Linked DNA regions of Homo sapiens: region 1 is linked to region 2. A link is a loop called in an ENCODE intact Hi-C map of the cell type or tissue named here. Cell type or tissue: ascending aorta. All regions are shown on one strand. Links, peaks and the distances in the headings refer to the core of each region. The heading gives the core; the rest is flanking DNA.

What was found. A loop is a pair of places that touch in the nucleus more often than their neighbours do. Peaks named below come from ENCODE experiments on the same cell type or tissue, not always from the same donor. Only the 100,000 strongest peaks of a DNase experiment are listed, where the experiment ranks them.
Region 1: it touches region 2 in a loop (6-fold over the local background); 27 of 110 quality-filtered maps call a loop at or near these places.

Annotation. Positions count from the first base shown.
Region 1 is chr19:16,701,593-16,718,403 of GRCh38, forward strand. No RefSeq gene overlaps it. Among named protein-coding and RNA genes, the nearest start is that of NWD1, 9.8 kb to the right of the region's middle. In ascending aorta, for the core only: a CTCF peak has its summit at 13,303 (motif pointing right); a DNase peak (open chromatin) is centred at 13,320.
Region 2 is chr19:17,049,897-17,054,896 of GRCh38, forward strand. HAUS8 (HAUS augmin like complex subunit 8) reads right to left here. Exons shown (of 11, transcript NM_033417.2): 10 at 2,929-3,070; 11 at 1-280. Among named protein-coding and RNA genes, the nearest start is that of HAUS8, 23 kb to the right of the region's middle. RefSeq lists an enhancer at 1-217. In ascending aorta, for the core only: a CTCF peak has its summit at 2,769 (motif pointing left); no DNase peak of the experiment used is centred there.

The DNA of each region.
Region 1 (16,811 bases), core at 10,627-15,626, 340 kb before region 2:
CATTTTGTGGAAAATAAATGAGGCTGGGTGCTAAGGTGAGTGGAGGTCAGTCACCTCTTACTGACAGTGGGTCAGAATTGAAATCCAGTCTTGGTGCAGTAGCTCACGCCTGTAATCCCAGCACTGTGGGAGGCCAAGGCAGGCAGATCACCTAAGTTCAGGAGTTCGAGACCAGCCTGGCCAACATGGCGAAACCCCGTCTCTACTAAAATACAAAAAATCACCCAGACAAGGTGGCACATGCCTGTAATCCCAGCTCCTCGGGAGGCTGAAGCAGGAGAATTGCTTGAGCCTGGGAGGCAGAGGTTGCAATGAGCCGAGATCACGCCACAGCACTCCAGCTTGGGTGACAGAATGAGTGAAACTCCATCTCAAAAAAAAAAAAAAAAAAAAAAAAGAATTGAAATCCAGGCCCATCTCATTCTAAAGCTATGCTTTTTCTTGCACATTTCACTTCTCTGATTCTCTTTAGGAATATGTAAGATACATGCATGGAACAATTCAGCATTATCCTTGACACTGAGCAGGCATCAGCAAATAATACCTAGAGCAGGCATTAGCAAAGGCAAGTTCTTATCCTGCTCTCCTGGTTCCTAGATCATCATCCCTGGTGACCACAGACGTGGGTGGTTATGACTGCGTTTACACTGTGCTTTCCTGTTAGCGCCTGCCTGAAGGCATGTAGGAAAACTCCCAGCTCAATTAGTGGAGGAAATTGAGGCCATTGAAGCCAGCTGAGAGGTGAAAGTGACTGCACAAAGACAGATGTTGGCAGGCCTGAGTGTGAGCTCTGGTTTTGCAACTAACTTGCGTGTGACCTTTGGTGAACCCTTCTTGGCTGATTGAAAATGTTGAACTAGGCCGGCCCGGTGGCTCCCAAAGTCCTGTAATTCCAGCACTTTGGGAGGCCTAGGTGGGCAGATCACTTGAGGTCAGGAGTTCAAGACCAGCCTGGCCAACATGGCAAAACCTCATCTCTACTAAGTACAAAAATTAGCCAGGTGTGGTGGTGGGCACCTGTAATCCCAGCTACTCGGGAGGCTGAGGCAGGAGAATTGCTTGAACCCAGGAGGCGGAGGTTGCAGTGAGCCGAGATCACACCACTGCACTTCAGCCTGGGCAACACAGCGAGACTCTGCCTCAGTTGAAAAAAAAAAAAAGAAAGAAAAATGTTGAACCAGGCAGGTCAAGAGTGTGTAAACCATGGCCCAAGGGCCAAATCTGGCCCCTACTTGTGTTTGTAAATAAAATTTTCTTGGCACGCAGCCATGCTCATTTGTTTACTTATCGCCTATAGAGATTTATTATTATTATTATTATTTTCTTTTTTGAGACGGAGTTTCGCTCTTGTTGCCCAGGCTGGAGTACAGTGGTGTGATCTAGGCTCACTATAACCTCCGCCTCCCAGGTTCAAGTGGTTCTTTTGCCTCAGCCTCCCAAGTAGCTGGGGTTACGGGCACCTGCCACCACGCCCGGCTAATTTTTGTAGTTTTAGTAGAGACGGGGTTTCACCATGTTGACCAGGCTGGTCTCAAACTCCTGACCTCAGGTGATCTGCCCGCCTCGGCATCCCAAAGTGCTGGGATTACAGGCCTGAGCCACTGTGCCTGGTACCTATAGTGGATCTTGTGCTACAACAGCAGAGTTGAGTGATTTCAACAGACCACCTTACCTGCACAGCTGAAAATATTCACTCTCTGGCCCTTTGCAGAAAATGTTGGCCAACCCCTGGACTGGATGATGCTGAAGATCCCTTCTAACTCTAAATATCTGAATTCATAGAGGAAGTGAACATTGCAATTAACTAGGCAAAAACCAAGAGAAATTTATCAAACTCTGAGCTGCACAAATGAGTATCTCACCATCCCGCAAATGTCCATGTTTCCTCAACAGAAACTGACCATGGGGCTGGGTGTGGTAGCTCATGCCTGTAATCCCAGCACTTTGTGAGGCAGAGGAAGGAGGATCACTTGAGGCCAGGAGTTCGGACCAGCCTGGCCAACATGGCGAAACCCCATCTCTATTAAAAATACAAAAATTAGCCAGGCATGGTGGCACGTGCCTGTAATCCCAGCTACTCGAGAGGCAGAGGCACAAGAATTGCTTGAACCTGGGAGGCAGAGGTCACAGTGAGCTGAGATCGTGCCACTGCACTCCAGCCTGAGTGAGACAGTGAGACTCTGTCTCAAAACAAACAAAAACAAAACAAAACAAAAACAACAACAACATTGGTCTGAGGCCAGGCATGGTGGCTCACGCCTATAATCCCAACATTTAGGGAGGATAAGGTGGGTGGATTGCTTGAGCCCCGGAGTTTTTGAGACCAACCTGGGCAATGTAGCAAGACCCCATCTTTACAAATATGAACAAAAATTAGTCTGGCATGCTGGCGTGTGTCTGTGGTCCCAGCTAACTTGGGAGGCTGAGGTGGGAGGGTCTCTTGAGCCTGGGAGGCAGAGGTTGCAGTGACCTGAGATTATGCCACTGCACTCCAGCTTTGGTGTCAACGTGAGACCTTGTTTCAAAAGAAAAAAAAAAGTCTTTGGTCTGTCTTACACTGGGAATGGTTCTACTCATTCATGCCTATAACATGCATTGATCATTTGGAAAATATTAGTTCAATGAGTGATGCAGATGTTGTCCCATTACATTATTTTGTATCAAAAAAGTCCTCTTCATTAATATCACTATTCATCTCATCAGAAAAGTGTGCAGCCGTGCAATCATAGCTCACTGCAGCCTTGACCTCCTGGGCTCAAATGATCCTCCCACCTCAGCCTCCTTGGTAGCTGGGACTGTAGGCGCACATGCCAGCACGCCGGGATAATTTTTTTAAAAAACTTTTTATAGAGACAGGGTTTCACTTTGTTGCCCAGGCTGGTCTCAAACTCCTGACCTCAAGTGATCTTCTCGCCTCAGCTTCCCAAGTAGCTGGGGTTACAGGCTTAGAAAAGTCTTTAAATGTCAAGAAGCTGCCAAACTCACAGTGGTGGCTACACATTTTCCAAAATTCTGATTTCTCCTTAAAAGCTTGAATTTTATTGTGGGCAACAAAACCTGAAATTGTTTTCCTTGAAGTGACAGCCTCATTTTGTTCATTTTTGAGAAAATGTCTGCCAAGCAGCCACATCTGAATCACAGTTTGTCAGACATTTCCAGTAAAAATGGTGTTACCCGAGAAAGGCCACTAGCTTGGCTGTGGAGGCAGCAAACCATCATTCAATCACGTTTTCTAGAGATGACCAAGGACTGAATCCTCAGCAGGGGAATTTTATGTGGACCTCCCGTATTGCTAGTCAGAATATGAAAAAGACATGCCCTCTCCTGTTATGGGGCAAATTGTGTCCCCCCCAAAAGATATGTTGAAGCCAGGCTGGGCACAGTGGCTCACGCCTGTAATCCCAGAACTTTGGGAGGCTTGGAGTGGGGGGGGGGGGGTGGATCACAAGGTCAGGAGTTCGAGACCACACTGGCCAACATGACAAAACCCCGTCTCTACTAAAAAAAATACAAAACTTAGCCAGGCATGGTGGCAGGCACCTGTTATTCAGCTACTTGGGAGGCTGAGGCAGGAGAATTGCTTGAACCTGGGAGGTGGAAGTTGCAGTGAGCCGAGATCGCCCCACTACACTCCAACCTGGGCGACAGAGTAAGACTCTGTCACAAAAACAAAAACAAAACAAAACAAAAACAAAAAACAACTTCCTATTGGGTACTGTGTTCACTATCTGGGTGACGGGATCAATGGAAGCCTAAACCTCAGCATCATGCAATATATTCTTATGACAAACCTGCACATGTACCCCCTGAATCTAAAATAAAAATGGAGGCCGGGCGTGGTGGCTCACGCCTGTAATCCCAGCACTCTGGGAGGCTGAGGCAGGTGAATCACCTGAGATCAGGAGTTCGAGACCAGCCTGGCCAACATGGTGAAACCCCGTCTCTACTAAAAATACAAAAACTAGCTGGGCATGGTGGCAGGCGCCTGTAGTCCCAGCTACTGGGAAGGGAGGCTGAGGCAGGATTATCGCTTGAATCTGGGAGGCAGAGGTTGCAGCAAGCCAAGATCATGGCATTGCACTCCAGCCTGGGCGACAAAAGCAAAACTCCGTCTCGAAAATAAATAAATAAATAAGTAAAATAAAAATGGAAATTTAAAGGAAGAAAGAAATGGTGCTTACTGTCTGTGTCCTCACATGGCGGAATGAGAGAAAGCAGCTCTCTGGGACACTCTCTCTTGTTTTTTGCTGTTTTTGAGAGAGTCTCACTCTGTCCCCTAGGCTGGAGTGCATGAGTGAGATTGTAACTCACAGAAGCCTTGACTTCCTGGGCTCAAGTAATCCTCCCACTTCAGCCTCCCAAGTAGCTGGGACTACAGGCGCGCACCACCTCGCCCAGCTAATTTTTGTGTTTTTTGGTAGAGACAGGGTTCTGCTACATTGCCCATGTTGGTCTTGACCTCCTGGGCTCAAGTGATACTTCCACTTTGGCCTCCCAAAGTGCTGGGATTACAGGCATGAGCCACCGTGCCCGGCCTGAACCTGTCTATTTTCACCTGATGTGTTATCCTAGGATATTTTCTGCAGTGTTACACGGTGTCTGTGAACAATTTGATAGGTAGTGGCCAGCCACATGTGCCCATTTACATTAACACGAATGACAATTACATAAAATGGAAAGCCCTCCTTCTTGGTGGAATTAGCATCCTTTCAAGTACTTGGTCACCACACGTGGCTGGCGGCTGCTGGACAGCTCCCATAGGGAATATTCCCATCATTACAGAAAGTTCTGTCAGACAGCGCCTCCCTAGAAAATTCCTAATCAACACCTAAAAATAAAAATGAGGTCACAGGCAAGTCGCAGTGGCTCACGCCTGTAATCCCAGCACTTTGGGAGGCTGAGGCAGGCAGGTCACTTGAGGTCAGGAGTTTGAGACCAGCCTGGCCAACATGGCGAAACCCCCTCTCTAGTAAAAATACAAAAATTAGCCAGGCGTGGTGGTAGGCATCTGTAATCCCAGCTGCTCGGGAGGCTGAGGTGGAAGGATCGCTTGAACCCAGGAAGAGGAGGTTACAGTGAGCCAAGATTGTGCCACTGTACTCCATCCAGCCTGGGTAACAGAGTGAGACCCCCATCTCAAAAAAAAAAAAAAATAGGTCCCTATAATACATTCATGTGGGAAAAAATTCAGAGCTATGAAGGCGGGAGGAGTGCAAGGCAAGTTGGCCCCCAGTACCCCTCCGCAGACATCCCTTTTTCCCCTTACTCAAATATCCTTTTAGAAATATTCTTTCCAGTTGGGCGGGCATGGTGGCTCATGCCTGTAATCCCAGCACTTTGGGAGGCTGAGGCAGGAGGATCACTTGAGCCCAGGAGATCAAGGCTGCAAGGTAAAAACGAGGTAGGTGTGGGAGCTCATGCCTGTAATCCCAACACTTTGGGAGGCCAAGGCGGGAGGATTGGTTGACCCTAGGAATTAGAAACCAGCCTGGAACTGAGCTGTGATCACGTCACCGCACTCCAGCATGGGTGACAGAATGAGACCCTGTCTCAAAAAAAAAAAAAAAAAAAAAAAGAAACTATTTTCATATGTAACCATGCACCTCTTTTGCATCTTGTTTTTTCTTTCTTTTTCTTCTTCTTCTCCTTCTCCTCCTTCTTCTTTTTTTGTTTTTGAGACGGAGTCTCGTTCTGTCGCCCAGGCTGAAGTGCAGTATCGGGATCTTGGCCCACTGCAAGCTCCGCCTCCCAGATTCAAGCAATTTCTCCTGCCTCAGCTTCCCGAGTTGGGACTACAGGCACCCGCCACCATGCCTGGCTAATTTTTGCATTTTTAATAGAGGCGGGTTTCACCATATTGGCCAGGCTGGTCTTGAACTCCTGCCCTTGTGATCCCCCCGCCTCAGCCTCCCAAAGTGCTGTGATTACAGGCATGAGCCACTGTGCCTGCCTTTCTTTTTCTTCTGCTTCTTTTTTTTTTTTTTTGTGTGTGTGATAGACTGGAATGCAGTGGTGTGATCACAGTTTACTGCAGCCTTGAACTCCTGGGTTCAAGCAGTCCTTCTGCCTCAGCCTCCAAAAGTCCTGGGATTACAGGTGTGAGCCATTGTGCCCGGCCTTTTTTCTTTTCTTTCTTTCTTCTTTTCACTATCTATTTTGGAAATTTTTCCTTATTAGTACCACAGTGGTACCTCTGAAGGATCTAGGGCAAGATTCTTTTTTTTTTTTGAGATGAAGTCTCGCTCTGTCGCCCAGGCTGGAGTGCAGTGGCACGATCTCGGCTCACTGCAAGCTCCACCTCCCAGGTTCACGCCATTCTCCTGGCTCAGCCTCCTGAGTAGCTGGGACTATAGGCGCCCGCTACCACGCCCGGCTAATTTTTTGTATTTTTAGTAGAGACGGGGTTTCACTGTGTTAGCCAGGATGGTCTCGATCTCCTGACCTCGTGATCCACCCGCCTCGGCCTCCCAAAGTGCGGGGATTACAGGCGTGAGCCACCGCACCCGGCCGATTCTTTTTTTTGTTTTTTGATACAGAGTCTCACTCTGTCACCCAGGCTGGAGTGCAGTGGCACTATCTTGGGTTCCACTCCACCTCCCGGGTTCAAGTGATTCTCCTGCCTCAGCCTCCTGAGTAGCTGGGATTACAGGCATAGGTCCCTACCACCTGGCTAATTTTTGTATCTTTAATAGAGGAGGGGTTTTACCCTGTTGGCCAGGTTGGTCTCAAACTCCTGATCTCAGGTGATCCGCCCACCTCGGCCTCCCAAAGTGCTAGGATTACAGGCGTAAACCACCCTGCCCAGCCAAGACCCCATCTCTATTTTAAAAAATACAAAAATTAGCCGAGTGTGGTGGCACATACCTGTAGTCCCAACTACTCAGGAGGCTGCGGCAGGAGGATTGCTTGAGCCCAGGACGTCAAGGGTGCAGTGAGCCATGATCACGCCGCTGCACTGTGAATGTGCCCTTATTTAGAGATAGGATCTTTGCAGATTTAACTAAATTAAGGAATTTGAGATGAGATCATTATAGATTGTCTAGATGGGCCCTAAATCCAATGAAAATGTGGAATTTTGAGAGAGCAAGACCATGTCTCAAAAAAAAAAAAAAAAAAAGGGCCAGGCAGGGTGGTATAATCTCAGCACTTTGGGAGGCCGAGGCGGGCGGATAATCTGAGGTTGGAGGTTCAAGACCAGCATGACCAACAGGGAGAAACCCTGTCTCTACTAAAAATACAACAGTAGCCGGGTGTGGTAGCGCATGCCTGTAATCCCAGCTCCTTGGGAGGCTGAGGCAGGAGAATCGCTTGAACCCGGGAGGCGGAGGTTGCAGTGAGCCAAGATCGCACCATTGCACTCCAGCCTGGGCAACAAGAGCAAAACTCCGTCTCAAAAAAAAAAAAAAAAAAAGGAAATAGGATCTTTGCAGATGCAAAGATGTAATTAAGATAAGGTTATATTGGTTTAGGGTGGGCCCTCCTCTCACCCACAACCCTCCAAAAGTAAACTATGAACAGTCCTTTTTGTTATGCACATATAAACACATATACAGAGGCCAGGCTCGGTGGCTCATGCCTGTAATCCCAGCACTTTTGGAGGCCGAGGCAGGCGGATCACTTGAGATCAGGAGTTTGAGACCAACCTGACCAACATGGTGAAACCCTGTCTCTACTGAAAATACAACAATTAGCTGGGCGTTGGGGAAAGAGTTCGTTTGTTTGGACAACACGCTTCCTTTGGCACTTTGCTCTTATATTGATGGGACATAAACATTTTTTTGTGGCAATGCTCTGAAGATCTAATTCATTTATTTCAATGCCTGCAGGTAATTCCATTGATGGGGCATAATTTATTTATCCAATCTCCTATTGATGTCATTTATTTATATTATTACTAAATTTCTGAAATTTACATTTCAGAAATTTACAAAATTTCTTTTCTTTTCTTTTTTAGATGGAGTCTAGCTCTGTCACCCAGGCGGAAGTGCAGTGGTGTGATCTCAGTTCACTGCAACCTCCACCTCCCAGGCTTAAGGGATTCTCCTGCCTCAGCGTTCTAAGTAGCTGGGATCACAGGTGTCCACCACCACGCCTGGCTAAATTTTTTGTATTTTTAGTAGCGATGGGGTTGCACCACGTTGGCCAGGCTGGTCTGGAACTCCTGACCTCAGGTGATCCACCCACCTTGGCCTCCCAAAGTGCTGGGATTACAGGTGTGAGCTACTGTGCCCAGTAACATTTACAAACTTTCTTTCTTTCTTTCTTTTGTTTTTTGAGATGGAGTTTCACTCTTGTTGCCCAGGCTGGAGTGCAGTGGCGTGATCTCGGCTCACTGCAACCTCTGCCTCCCAGGTTCAAGCAATTCTCCTGCCTCAACCTCCTGAGTAGCTGGGATTACAGGCACGTGCCACCACACCCAGCTAATTTTTTGTATTTTTTTAGTAGAGACGGGGTTTCACCATGTTGGCCAGGCTGGTCTCGAACTCCTGGCCTTAGATGATCCTCCTGCCTGCTTCCCCGCTCACAGGCGTGAGCCACCACGCCAAGCCCCAAAATTTCTAATTTTTGATATTATGATTGATGCTGGGATGTTGGGTTCTGGAACCAGACTACCTGAGTCCAAATCACACCTCAGCCATTTACAAGTTATCTATTGCTGTGTAACAGGTGTTCACCAAAACTTAGCCACTTAACAAATATTTATTATCTCATGGTTTTCGTGTGAGAGAAATTCAGGAGCTTAGCTGGGTGGTTTAGGCTCGGGATCTCTCCTGAGGTTACCATCAGATGTCAGCCAGAGCCAGGCGCAGTGGCTCATGCCTGTAATCCCAGCACTTTGGGAGGCTAAGGCAGGCGGGTCACCTGAAGTTAGGAGTTCAAGACTAGCCTGGCCAACATGGTGAAACCTCATCTCTACTAAAAATATATAAATTAGCCGGGTGTGGTGGTGTGCATCTGTAATCCCAGGTACTTGGGAGGCCAAGGCAGGGGAATCACTTGAACCTGGGAGGCGGAGATTGCAGTGAGCCGAGATTGCACCATTGCACTCCAGCCTGGATGATACAGAGAAACTGTCTCAAAAAAAAAAAAAAAAAAAAAAATGTCAGCCAGGGCTGCAACTATCTGAAGACTTGACTGGGGCTGGAGGATCCACTTCCAAAACGTCACCCTTAGCTGGCGTTTGGCTGGAGGTCTCAGTTCCTTACCACATGGGCTTTTGCACAAGCTGCTTGAATTTTATCATGACATGACACCTAACTTCCCCAGAGCAAGCAATCCAAGAAAGCAAAGAAGACCTAGTACCATTTCTGATCTGGTCTGAGTCAAACACCATCACATTGCTTTATTCAAGTCACTAAGTCCAGCCCAGAGTCAAGGAGAAGCCAATTAGGTGTTATTCTCTTTTCTTTCTTTCTTTCTTTCTTTCTTTTTTCTTTCTTTCCTTCTTTCTTCCTTTCTTTTTCTTTCTTTCTTTCTTTTTTCTTTCTTTCTTTCCTTCTTTCTTTCTTTCTTTTTCTTTCTTTCTCTCTCTCTTTCTTTCTCTATTTTTCTTTTTCCTTCCTTCCTTCTCTTTCTCCCTTTCCCTCCCCTCCCCTCCCTTCCCCTCCCCTTCTCTTCCCTTCCTTTCCTTTTTTTGAGACAGAGTCTTGTTCTGTTGCCCAGGCTGGAGTGCAGTGGCGTGATCTTGGCTCACTGCAACCTCTGCCTCCAGGTTTCAAGTGATTCTCCTGCCTCAGCCTCCCAAGTATCTGTGATTACAGGCAAATCTTGGCTCACTGCAACCTCTGCCTCACAGATTCAAGCAATTCCCCTGTCTCAGCCTCCTGAGTAGCTGGGACTACAGGTGTGCACCACCACGCCCAGCTAAGTTTTGTATTTTTAGTAGAGACAGGGTTTCACCATGTTGGCCAGGATGGTCTCAATCTCTCGACCTCGTGATCCGCCTACCTTGGCCTACCAAAGTGCTGGGATTACAGGCGTGAGCCACTGCACCCGGCTAGTTTTTTGTATTTTTAGTAGAGACAGGGTTTCATCATGTTGGCCAGGCTGGTCTCGAACTCCTGACCTCAGGTGATCTGCCTGCTGCAGCCTCTCAAAGTGCTGGGATTACAGACGTGAGCCACCGCGCCCAGCTGATACTTAGTTTCTTACATGGTTGAATCTCAGAGTATTTGGCTGACTTGAGGCCTCTTAGCTTGGGCATCATTGGCTGCTAGAAAATCCAAGGACCGGAATTAGAGGTTCCGTGCATCCTGTAAGAGTGTAGGCAAAATTGTGTGCACGTGTTATTTGGTAGGAGGAGGTCCAAAGCTTTTATTGAGGGTCTCATGTAGTCTGTGATCCCAAGAAGAATATGGCTCACTGTGCAAAAGTGAGACCTCCTGTTGTATTTGTTCCCAATGTTTTCTTTCTTTCTTTTTTCTTTTCTTTTTTTTTTTTTTGAGACAGAGTCTTGCACTGTCGCCCAGGCAGGTGTGCAGTGGCACGATCTCGGCTCGCTGCAACCTCCACCTCCCAGGTTCAAGCAATTCTCCTGTCTCAGCCTCCTGAGTAGCTAGGATTATAGGCGCCCGCCACTGCGCCCAGCTAATTTTTTGTATTTTTAGTAGAGACGGGGTTTCACTATGTTGGCCAGGCTGGTCTTGAACTCCTGACCTCATGATCCACTCGCCTCAGCCTCCCAAAGTGCTGGGATTACAAGCGTGAGCCACCACACCCGGCCTGTACCTGATATTTTCTGATGACAATCTTCTTCCACTGGAGCATTGGATCTTCAATACTGAGGCACATCTTCTCCCTATACAACATACAGATAAAAAGGAAGTTGAAATCAGAGAGAAATAAAAAGACATTTTATATTTTATTCCGCTTCATTTTCATTTCCTTTTTTTTTTTTTTTTTTTAAGCTGGAGTCTCGGTCTGTCACCCAGGCTGGAGTGCAGTGGTGTGATCTCGACTCACTGAAACCTCTGCCTCCCAGGCTCAAGCGATTCTCGTGCCTCAGCCTCCTGAGTAGCTGAGATTACAGGTGCATGCCAATACACCCGGCTAATTTTTGTAGTTTTAGTAGAGACAGGGTTTCACCGTGTTGGTCAGGCTGTTCTCGAACTCCTGACCTCAGGTGATCCACCCACCTCTGCCTCCCAAAGTGCTGGGATTTCAGGCATGAGCCACCGCGCCCAGCCCTGCTCCATTCCCTTCACTGCATACCTTAATAATTCCTTTTCGGTAATCAGGCACATTTTGAACTTTTATGAATAGATCTGTGATTATTCTAAGTTCTTAAATTGTTCTGCAGTCTTTTATGTTTATTATCATAGGCATAGATGGACCTATATTCCTTACCATGTCCTTTATTATTCAACCAGTGTATCCTCTGGTTTTTTGCCTATGTTATTAAGTAACCTATTATCTCTGGAGTTCATGAAGTTATAATATCATTTTTATTAAACTGAATAGAATGGTATAGCAATGACCTCTTAATTACAATTTGATTTGACTGCAAAACTTTTTCCTCCTCTATAAGGAGATGATGTCTGCTTTAAGCTGTAATGTTTTGCCATGTTGCAAAAAGCCACAATAATAAATTAAGTATAAAAAAATACCTGTCTTAGGGCTGAGTGTAGTGGCTCGTGCCTATCCTGGCTACTTGAGAGGCTGAGGTAGGAGGATCACTTGAGCCAAGAAGTTCGAGGCTGCAGTGAACTGTAATTGTGCCATTAAACTGCAGCCTGGTGATGGAGGGAGACCTGGTCTCTAAATAAGTAAATTAACAAATAGACCAGACTGAGTGGCTCATGCCCGTAATCCCAGAACTTTGGGAAGCTGAGGTGGGAGGATCCCTTCAGGCCAGGAGTTCCAGACCAGCGTGGACAACATAGTGAGATCCCACCTCCTCAAAAAATTTAAAAATTAGTCAGGTGTGGTGGTGTGCACCTGTAGTGCCAGCTAGTATGGAGGCTGAGGCAGGAGGATCACTTGACCCCAGGAAGCAGTGAGCTGTGTTCACGCTGCTGCAGTCAAGCATGGGTGACAGAAGGAGAGCCTGTGTCAAAAAAATTAAAATAAATAAATAAATCTTGATATTTTATTCATTGTGTAGTTTCTGCATTAATTTTAATTTTTTTTTCTTTGAGACGCAGTCTCGCTCTGTCGCCCAGGCTGGAGTCCAGTGACATGATCTTGGCTCACTGCAAGCTCTGCCTTCCAGGTTCACGTCATTCTCCTGCCTCAGCCTCCTGAGTAGCTGGAACTACAGGTGCCTGCCACCACACCTGGCTAATTTTTTTTTTTTTTTGTATTTTTAGTACAGATGGGGTTTCGCCTTGTTAGCCAGGATGGTCTCAATCTGCTGGCCTCATGATCTCCCCGCCTTGGCCTCCCAAAGTGCTGGGATTACAGGCGTGAGCCACCGTGCCCGGCCCAGTAATTTTAATTTTTTAAAATAATCACTAGGTGCAGTGGCTCACGCCTGTAGTCCCAGCACTTTGGGAGGCCGGGGTAGGAAGATCGCTTAAGGCCAGGAGTTCAAGACCAGCCTGGACAACATATCGAGATCCCCATCTCTACGAAAAAAAAAAATAAAAATAAAAAAAATAAAAAAATTAGCCAGGCAGGTGGCGTGCACCTGCAGTCCTAACTACTCTGGAGGCTGAGGTGGGAAGGTTGCTTGAGCCCAAGAGTTCAAGGTTGCAGTGAACAAGGCTATGCTACTGCACTCCAGCCTGGGTGACAGAGTGAGACCCTGTCTCTAAAAATAGTAATAATTTAAAAAAATGTATTTAAGGCCGAGTGTGGTGGATCATGCCTGTAATCCCAGCACTTTGGGAGGCTGAGGCGGGTGGATCACTTCAAGTCAGGAGTTCGAGACCAGCCTGAGCAACATGGTGAAACCCCGTCTCTACTATAAAAAAAAACAAAAAACAAACAAACAACAACAAAAAAAAACAAAATTAGCCAGGTGTGGTGGCGGGTGCCCATAATACCAGCTACTCGGGAAGCTGACGCAGGAGCATCGCTTGAACCCGGGAGGCGGAGTTTGCAGTGAGCCCAGATTGCGCCATTGCACTCCAGCCTGGGCAACAAGAGCCAAACTCCGTCTCAAAAAAAAAAAAAAAAGTATTTAAATATTATGTATTATTTGGACACAATAAAAAAATTGGAAAAAATATTCTTTATCTTTGTTGCTTTTTTCTCTTTTTACCGCTCTCCCCCAATGTTGCTCCCTGTCCAGCGCCTCTCCGCAGCCTCTCCTCTGACTCTGCCCTGGGTTCAAGCTGCTTCTGGTCATTCGCGTGATGGCCTCGAGGGGGCGCTGCTTCCCCACTCATGCTCAGCCAGGACTCCTTAGTCAGTTTAATTGGGTTTGTTAACATCTTCCAGCTTAGATTCCTCTTCTGCAAAGTGGGTATTATAATGTTAGCCACGCAGGGATGACGAAGGAAGTGCAGTTGACCCTTGAACAACACGAGTTTGAACTGTACGGATGTACTCAGGCGTGGATTTTTTTCCACCCCTGCCACCCCTGAGACAGCAAGACCAAGCCCTCCTTCTGTTCTTCCTCCTTCTCCTTCTCCTTAGCCTGCTCAAGGTGAAGACGACAAGGATGAACACTTTTGTGATGATCCACTTCCACTTCATCCATAGTAAATATGTTTTCTCTTCCTTTGAAGTTTGGACGGGCACAGTGGCTCACTCCTGTAATCCCAGCACTTTAGAGGCCAAGACGGGTGGATCACCTGAGGCCAGGAGTTCAAGACCAGCCTAGCCAACATGGCAAAACCCTGCCTCTACTAAAAATACAAAAATTAGCCAGGCGTGGTGGTGGGCGCCTGTAATCCCAGCTACTCAGAGGCTGAGGCAGGAGAATCGCTTGAACCCAGGAGGCAGAGGTTGCAGTGAGTTGAGGTCATGCCACTGCACTCCAGCCTGGGCAACAGAGTGAGACTCCATCTCAAATAATGAAACAAACAAACAAAAAACAAAACAAAAACAAAACACCAGAATTTTTTTAGTGACATTTGCTTTTCTCTAGCTTACTTATTGCAAGAATACAGTATATAATACATAGAATGTAGAAAATCAGTGTTCATCGACCATTTATGTCATCAATAAGGCTTTTGGTCAATAGTAGGTGTTACATGCAGTCAAAAGTTACATGCAGATTTTTGACTGTAGGGGTGAGCTTGGCACTCCTAACCCCTGTGTTGGTTCTAAGGTTGACTACACAGAAATCCCCTAGCCCTGGGCTCGTGGTTACTCAATGCATAAGGATAATCACGATTTTTTTTTTTTTTTTTAAAACAGGGTCTTGCTCTGTCACCCAGGCTGGAGTGCAGTGGTGCAGTCATAGCTCACTGCAGCCTCAACCTCTTGGGCTCAAGTGATCCTCCCACCTCAGCCTGCCCAGTAGCTGGGACTACAGGCATGCACCACCAAGTCTGGTGAATTTTTATTTTTTGTAGATATGGGATCTCACTATATTGTCCAGGCTGGTCTCGAACTCCTGGGCTCAAGCAATCCACCTGCCTCAGCCTCCCAAAATGCTGGGATTACAGGCGTCAGCCAACATTCCCAGCCACTATTTTTTTTTTTTTTTGAGACAGTCTTGCTCTGTCCCCCAGGCTGGAGTGCAGTGGTGTGATCTCAGCTCACTGCAACTTCCGCCTCCTGGGTTCGAGCAATTCTCCTGCTTCTGCCTCCCAAGTAGCTGGGATTACAGGCATGCACCACCACGCCTGGCTAATTTTTTTTTTTTTTTGTATTTTTAGTAGAGATGGGATTTCACCATGTTGGCCAGGCTGGTCTCAAACTCTGGGCCTCAAGTGATCATCCCGCCTGGGCCTCCCAAAGTGCTGGGAGTGTGCCCGGCCCCAGCCACTATTTTTTAAGAGTACAAAATTGAAGCATATTCTGATAGGGAATTTAAAACACTCACTAAAGTAGGCAGAATAGTATAATGAACCGCAGCCCACCCTAACCACCATCACCCCCTACTCAACCTCGCCAACCCCGCCCCCATCCCATTTGCCTTCCTGTCAGGTATTATTTTGAAGCAAATCTCAGCTATCTTATCATTCCATAAATATTTTGTTATATGTCTCTAAAACATACACACTCTTTTTTTTTTTTTTTTGAGACAGGGTCTCACTCTGTTGCCCAAGCTGGAGCACAGTGGCGTGATCACGACTCATTGCAGCCTCAACTTCCCAGGTTCAAGTGATCCTTCCACCTCAGAGTAGCAGGGACCACTGGCACATGCACCATGTCTAGTTAATTTTTTAATTTTTTGTAAAAATGGAGTCTCAATATGTTGGCCAGTCTGGTCTTGAACTCCTGAGCTTAAGTGATCCTCCTGCCTTGGCCTCCCAAACTGCTGGGATAACAGGCATGAGGCACTGCACCTGGCCCAGACTCTTTAAAAGCCTAACCAGTCTGGGCATGGTGGCTCATGCCTGTAATCCCAGCACTTTGGGAGGCCGAGGCGGGTGCATCACCTGAGGTCAGGAGTTCCAGACCAGCCTGGACAACATGGTGAAACCCCGTCTCTACTAAAAATACAAAATATTAGCCAGGTGTGGTGGCAGGTGCCTCTAATCCCAGCTACTCGGGAGGGTGAGACAGGAGAATTGCTTGAACGTGGGAGGCGGAGGTTGCAGTAAGCCAAGATCATGCCATTGCACTCCAGCCTGGATGACAAGAGCAAAACTGTCTCGAAAACAAAAACAAAAATAAAAACAAAAACCTCACCGCAATACCATTGTCACACTGCAAAAACTTTGCCAATAATTTTTTAATATCTGTAGATTCCAGTTTAGCCAATAACTGTGGAGTTTTGGAATCATATCCGAATTTGGCTGTTAGCTCACTTCCTTGCCAAGGAAACTTGGGAAATTGTTTAACTTCTTTGAAGCCTATTTTCTTTCTTCTTCTTTTTTTTTTTAAACGCAGTCTCACTTTGTCACCCAGGCTGGAGTGCAATGGCGTGATCTCGGCTCACTGCAACCTCCGCCTTCCGGGTTCATGCGATTCTCCTGCCTCAGCCTCTCGAGTAGCTGGGATTACAGGTGCTCACCACCACGCCCAGCTAATTTTTGTATTTTTAGTAGAGACAGGGTTTCATCACGTTGGTCTGGAAGCCTGTTTTCATCATCAATGAACTGGGATAGTAAATTGAAGCCCCCAGATTGCTTGGAGTATTGGAGACAGTATGTTTCCTAAAATTTCAGCCCCTAAAACTTCTTTTCTTTTCTTTTTCTTTTTTTGTTTTAAAGAGACAGGGTTTTGCTCTGTTGCCCAGGCTAGAGTGCAGTGAGGCAATCATATCTCACTGCAGCCTTGACTTTCTGGGCTCAAGTAATCCTCCCACCTCAACCTCCCGAGTAGTTGGGACTACAGGCACACACCACCACGCCCAGCTAATTTTTTGTTATTGTTGTTGTTGTAGAGATGAGGGTCTCACTATGTTGCCCAGGCTGGTCTTGAACTCCTGGCCTTGAGTGATCCTCCCACCTTGGCTTCCCCAGTAGCTGGGACTACAGGAGCATGCCACTGTGCCTGGCAGCACCTGAAACTTCTTTTTTTTTTTTTTTTGTGAGATGGAGTGTAGTGTGGCTCTGTCGTCCAGGCTGGAGTGCAATGGCGTAATCTCTGCTCACTGCAACCTCTGCCTCCCAGGTTTAAGTGATCCTCCTGCCTCAGCCTCCCAAGTAGCTGGGATTACAGGCACCTGCCACCATGCCTGGCTAATTTTTGTTTTTAGTAGAGATGGGGTCTCACCATATTGGCCAAGCTGGTCTCAAATTCCTGAC
Region 2 (5,000 bases), core at 1-5,000:
AGAGAGAGAGGGCGGGACTTCTGCCTGGCTGCTTGAAGAAAAATCTTCGCTTGGGCTGATGAACGTGGCCTGAGCGGGGGCTGACGAGGCACCCGGGTTGTCGTCCTCAGACAGGGGCGTGTTCTTGGGTGCTCCCCCAGATTCTCTGCAGGCACTGTCTTGATTGAAATACCACCGGCTGGGGGGCGCCATGCCCTGGGTCTCTTCCCAGACTTCCTGGTTTGCCAAGGCTGCCTCTTTGCTTGCCTCTGCGGAGAGTTCCAGCACCTGGGCAAAGCTCCTGTTGAGGATGGGAGAAAGAATAACGGCTTTCACCCTCTGAGGTGAAGCGCATGTGTGTGGTGAACGGAGGGCTGCCACACGGGGAGGCGGATTTTCACATGCCCTACGTGCTCAGTGGGAAAGGGCCAGCAAATAAGATCCGTCTGAAAAGACTCAATCAGGGAAACCCCCCAAGAACAGCACCAGACATGAAAGGAAAGATTCATCCAAGAAATGTTCATGGAGCTCAGTGCTGTGCTGCTGCTGTGGTGGGAGTATCTGTCCCCTCCAAAACTCCCATTAAAAATTAATCCCCTGGCCAGGTAAAGTGGGATTGAAGTGCTGTAATCCCAGAACTTTGGGAGGCCGAGGCAGACAGATGGCTTGAGGCCAGGAGTTCGAGACCAGCCTGGGCAACATGGCAAAACCACGTCTATACAAAAATTTTTTTAAAAATACTGGGCGCTGTGGCTCACACCTGTAATTCCAGCACTTTGGGAGGCTGAGGCGGGCAGATCGCCTGAGGTCAGGAGTTCAAGACCAGCTTGGCCAACATGGTGAAAGCCCATCTCTATTAAAAATACAAAAATTAGCCGGGCGTGGTGGAACGCACCTGTAATCCCAGCTACTGGGGAGGCTGAGGCAGGAGAATCGCTTGAACCCAGGAGACAGGGTCTATAGTGAGCCGAGGATCGCGCCACTGGCACTCCAACCTGGGCGACAAAGTGAGACTCCGTCTCAAAAAAAAAAAAATTAGCTGGGTGCAGTGGTGCACGCCTGTAGTCCCAGCTACTTGGGAGACTGGGGTGGGATGATCGCTTGAGCCTCGGAGGCAGAGGTTGCAGTGAACCGAGATCGCGCCACTGCACTCCAGCCTAAGCAATGAAATGAAATCCTGTCTCAATAATAATAATAATCCCCAATGTGGCAGCAGCGAGAGGTGGGGCCTTTAAGAGGTAACTGGGTTCATGAACATTCTGCCGTTCATGGATGAATGAGTTATCCTGGGAGTGGGACTGTGGCTTTATAACCCTTTGATGTCTCCTGAATTGATCCATGGCCACCCACAGGAGAAAGAAATGCCACAGTGGGTGGCTGGCTGTTTTGCATAAGTCCTTTTCCAATATTTTAAGCAACTCAGGAAAAAGATTTAGCATTGTAAAAAAGAGAAAAGATACTCTACTGGAAGAGGTGGAGAAAAGCGCGTGGTTAGAAATCTCCTGGGGGAGGTTAAAAAAAAAAGCGGGGGGAGATCTTGATGGGTTTTGGGGGTCTGGACGCACAAGGATATGTGCTCTGTGCAAGCCACTGCACAGTCCTTTAAGATCTGGGCCATTTCTATCAATCAGAAGTTCAAAAAACATCCTCCTGGGACCTTACCCTGGAAGGCATTGAAAACACCAACAGGGCTGATGTGAGGGCGCCTGTGCTGCTGGGTTACTCTGAGGATGTGAATGATAGGTGACACCCTTTCTCTTCCAGCTGCTTGAGAACTTCCATAGATTTTTTTTTTTTTTTTTTTTTTCCTGAGACAGGGTCTCACTCTACTGCTCAGGTTGTAATGCAGTGGCACGACCACAGCTCATTACAGCCTTGACCTCCCCAGGCTCAGATGATTCTCCCACCTCTGCTTCCTGAGTAGCTGAGACCACAGGCATGCACCAGTGTGCCTGGCTAATTTTTGTGTTTTTTAAATAGAGAGGCCCGGCATGGTGGCTCACGCTTGTAATCCCAGCACTTTGGGGGGCTGAGGTGGGCAGATCACTTGAGGTCAGGAGTTCAAGACCAGCCTGACCAACAAGGTGAAACACTGTCTCTACTAAAAATACAAAATTAGCCGGGCGTGGTGGTGTGCACCTGTAATCCCAGTTAGTTCGGAGGCTGAGGCAGGAGAATTGCTTGAACCCAGGAGGTGGAGGTTGCAGTGAGCCAAAATCATGACATTGCACTTAAGCCTGAGCAACTCTGTCTCAAAATAAATAAATAAATAAATAGAAACAAGGTCTCACCATGTTGCCCAGGCTGGTCTTGAACTCTTGGCCTAAAGTGATTCTCCCACCTCGGCCTCCCAAAGTGCTGGGATGACAGGCGTGAGCCACTGCGCCTGGCCCTTCCATGGATTTTTCTGAGCTCTTTTGTTCTCTCTTCCCCCTGCTCTGCTTGAGTCTTATACTCTGTGAATCTAGGACACGTCTTATAGCATATTTGATCCTCACTTCACCTAGAGTCCCCATTAGCTCAAAAATGACTGAGAAGTAGGCTAGAAAAGGGAAATTAGCTGGGCATGGTGGCGCACACCTGCAGTCCCAGCTACTGAAGAGGCTGAGGTGGGATCACTTGAGCCCAGCAATTTGAGGTTGCAGTGAGCTGAGATCTGCCACTGCACTCCAGCCTGGGCGACAGAGTGAGAACCTGTCTCAAAAAAAAAAGAAAGGGAAGGCAAGGCGGGTGCTTTTGGATGGAGATTTTGTTATCCACAATACAGATGACAATGACACCTGCTGGCCATTCTTGTATCATGCAGCGTCTGGGAAAAGAGCAGCTCGCTCAGGGGACTGAACCTCCTCTGAACTCCTAGAGGAACTCGGCACCACCCCAACAGTGCAGCCACCAACAGCCCTGAGCAAACAGGGTGCCACCTCTTTCTTAAAGCATTTTCCGAGGTACCTTCGGAGCTCAAGGTCCTTTTTCGCCGTCACGTCCTTGAGTTCGCTCAGTAAGTCCAGCACCTGCACATTTTCTTCCGAATCACCAACATCAAGTTCTCCCAGGAGGCGCTGAGTGGTCACCAGTTCATGCTGCAGGGCGTCTGGAGGGGAAGAGGGATGGTGGGCGATGGATGGCAAGGTGCCCCACGCAAGGCACACACAAGTGGAGCGGCCGACAGACTTCTGTCATGATGCTCGGCTATCGCGCTGGAACCGTGGAGAGCGCACAGGGAAGAAGCAGAAGCCAAGGAAGACATTCGTCCCTTATCCATCCCGTGCTCTGAGATTGTGGGACAGGCACATCCATCTATCCAGGAGGGCATTGGACCAGAACTGAAATGTCACTCTGGTGTCCTCAACAGAAACCAATGCAAATGTGAAAAGGGCTGTGCTGTGCCAGGGAGAATGCCTGAGGCCTCCAAGCCAGACCATGAGCAACTGAAAAACAGTCCTTGTTGCCTGCACCACTGAGCAGAAGGATGCCTGCAACTGCGGGACCTGTGTCACCTGCACTAGGACAACACGCCTCTCTACCCTGACATACATCACATCAAGGCCAGTCGTACATGAGAGTCACATTTTGGGAGCCTTTTAAGTGCCGTATCAGCCAGCCTCTTCTCCCTCCGGCTGTGGACCGAATTATGCCCTCCCCAATACGTACGTTTCACTCCAATCCTCCACTCCTAGTGAACATGACCTTAACCAGAAACAGGGTTTTGTGGATGGGGGGGAGTTAAGATGGGTGGGGCCTAATCCAGTGACTTGTGTCCTCATCGGATGCGGGAAATTTCTTTTTTTCTTTTTTTTTTTTTTTTGAGACAGAGTCTTGCTCTGTCACCCAGGCTGGAGTGCAGTGGCACAATATTGGCTCACTGCAACGTCCACTTTCCGGGTTCAAGCGATTCTCCTGCCTCAGGATCCTGAGTAGCTGGGATTACCGGCACCTGCCACCACACCTGGCTATTTTTTTTGTATTTTTAGTAGAGACAGGGTTTCACCGTCTTGGCCAGGATGGTATTGAACTACTGACCTCGTGATCCACCCGCCTCAGCCTCCCAAAGTGCTGGCATAACAAACATGAGCCACCGTGCTGAGCCTGATGCAGGAAATTTCAATAACGAGACAGCCAGGGAGGAGGCCACGTGAGGACGGGCAGAGAATGGAGGGACACGGCCATGAGCCAAGGAACGCCAAGGGCCACCAGCAGCCACCAGCAGGTGGGGGAGACACAGGATGAGCTCACCTGACAGCCCCTGGAGGGAGCCAATCCCATCAACGCCTTGATTTCAGACTTCTGGCTGAAATCAAGACTCCCAGAACTGGGAGGGAATATCTTTCTGTTGTTGCAAACCACCCATTCTGTGGCCGCTTGGTATGGCAGCCCCGGAAAACTCAACACGATCCCTAGGCCGTTCCCAGGAACTACCTAAGGAACTGAGCAGAGACTGAGTGTTTTCTAAGAGTTACAGATGTGGAGGTGACCGCAGTCATAAAATCAGAAACCCGGCCGGGCAGGGGGCTCACACCTATTCAGGAACCCAGTGCTTTGGGAGGCCAAGGTAGGAGATCACTTGAGCCCAGCAGTTCTAGATCAGCCTGGGCAACATAGCCACACCTCGTCTCTACAAAAAAAAATATAATAATTAGCCAGGTGCGCCAGGAGCAGTGGCTCATGCCTGTAATCCCAGCACTTTGGGAGGGCAAGGCGGGCAGATCACCTGAGGTCGGGAGTTTAAGACCAGCCTGACCAACATGGAGAAACCCTGTCTCTACTAAAAATACAACATTAGCCGGGCATAGTGGTGCATGCCTGTAATCCTAGCTACTCGGGAGGCTGAGGCAGGAGAATCGCTTGAACCCAGGAGGTGGAGGTTGCAGAGAGCCAGGATTGCACCATTGCACTCCAGCCTGGGCAACAAGAGTGAAACTCCGTTTCAAAAATAAATTAGCCAGGTGCAGTGGTGGATGCCTGAAGCACTAGGGAGGCTACTACTCAGGAAGCTGAGGTGGGAGGATCTGAGTAGAGCCTGA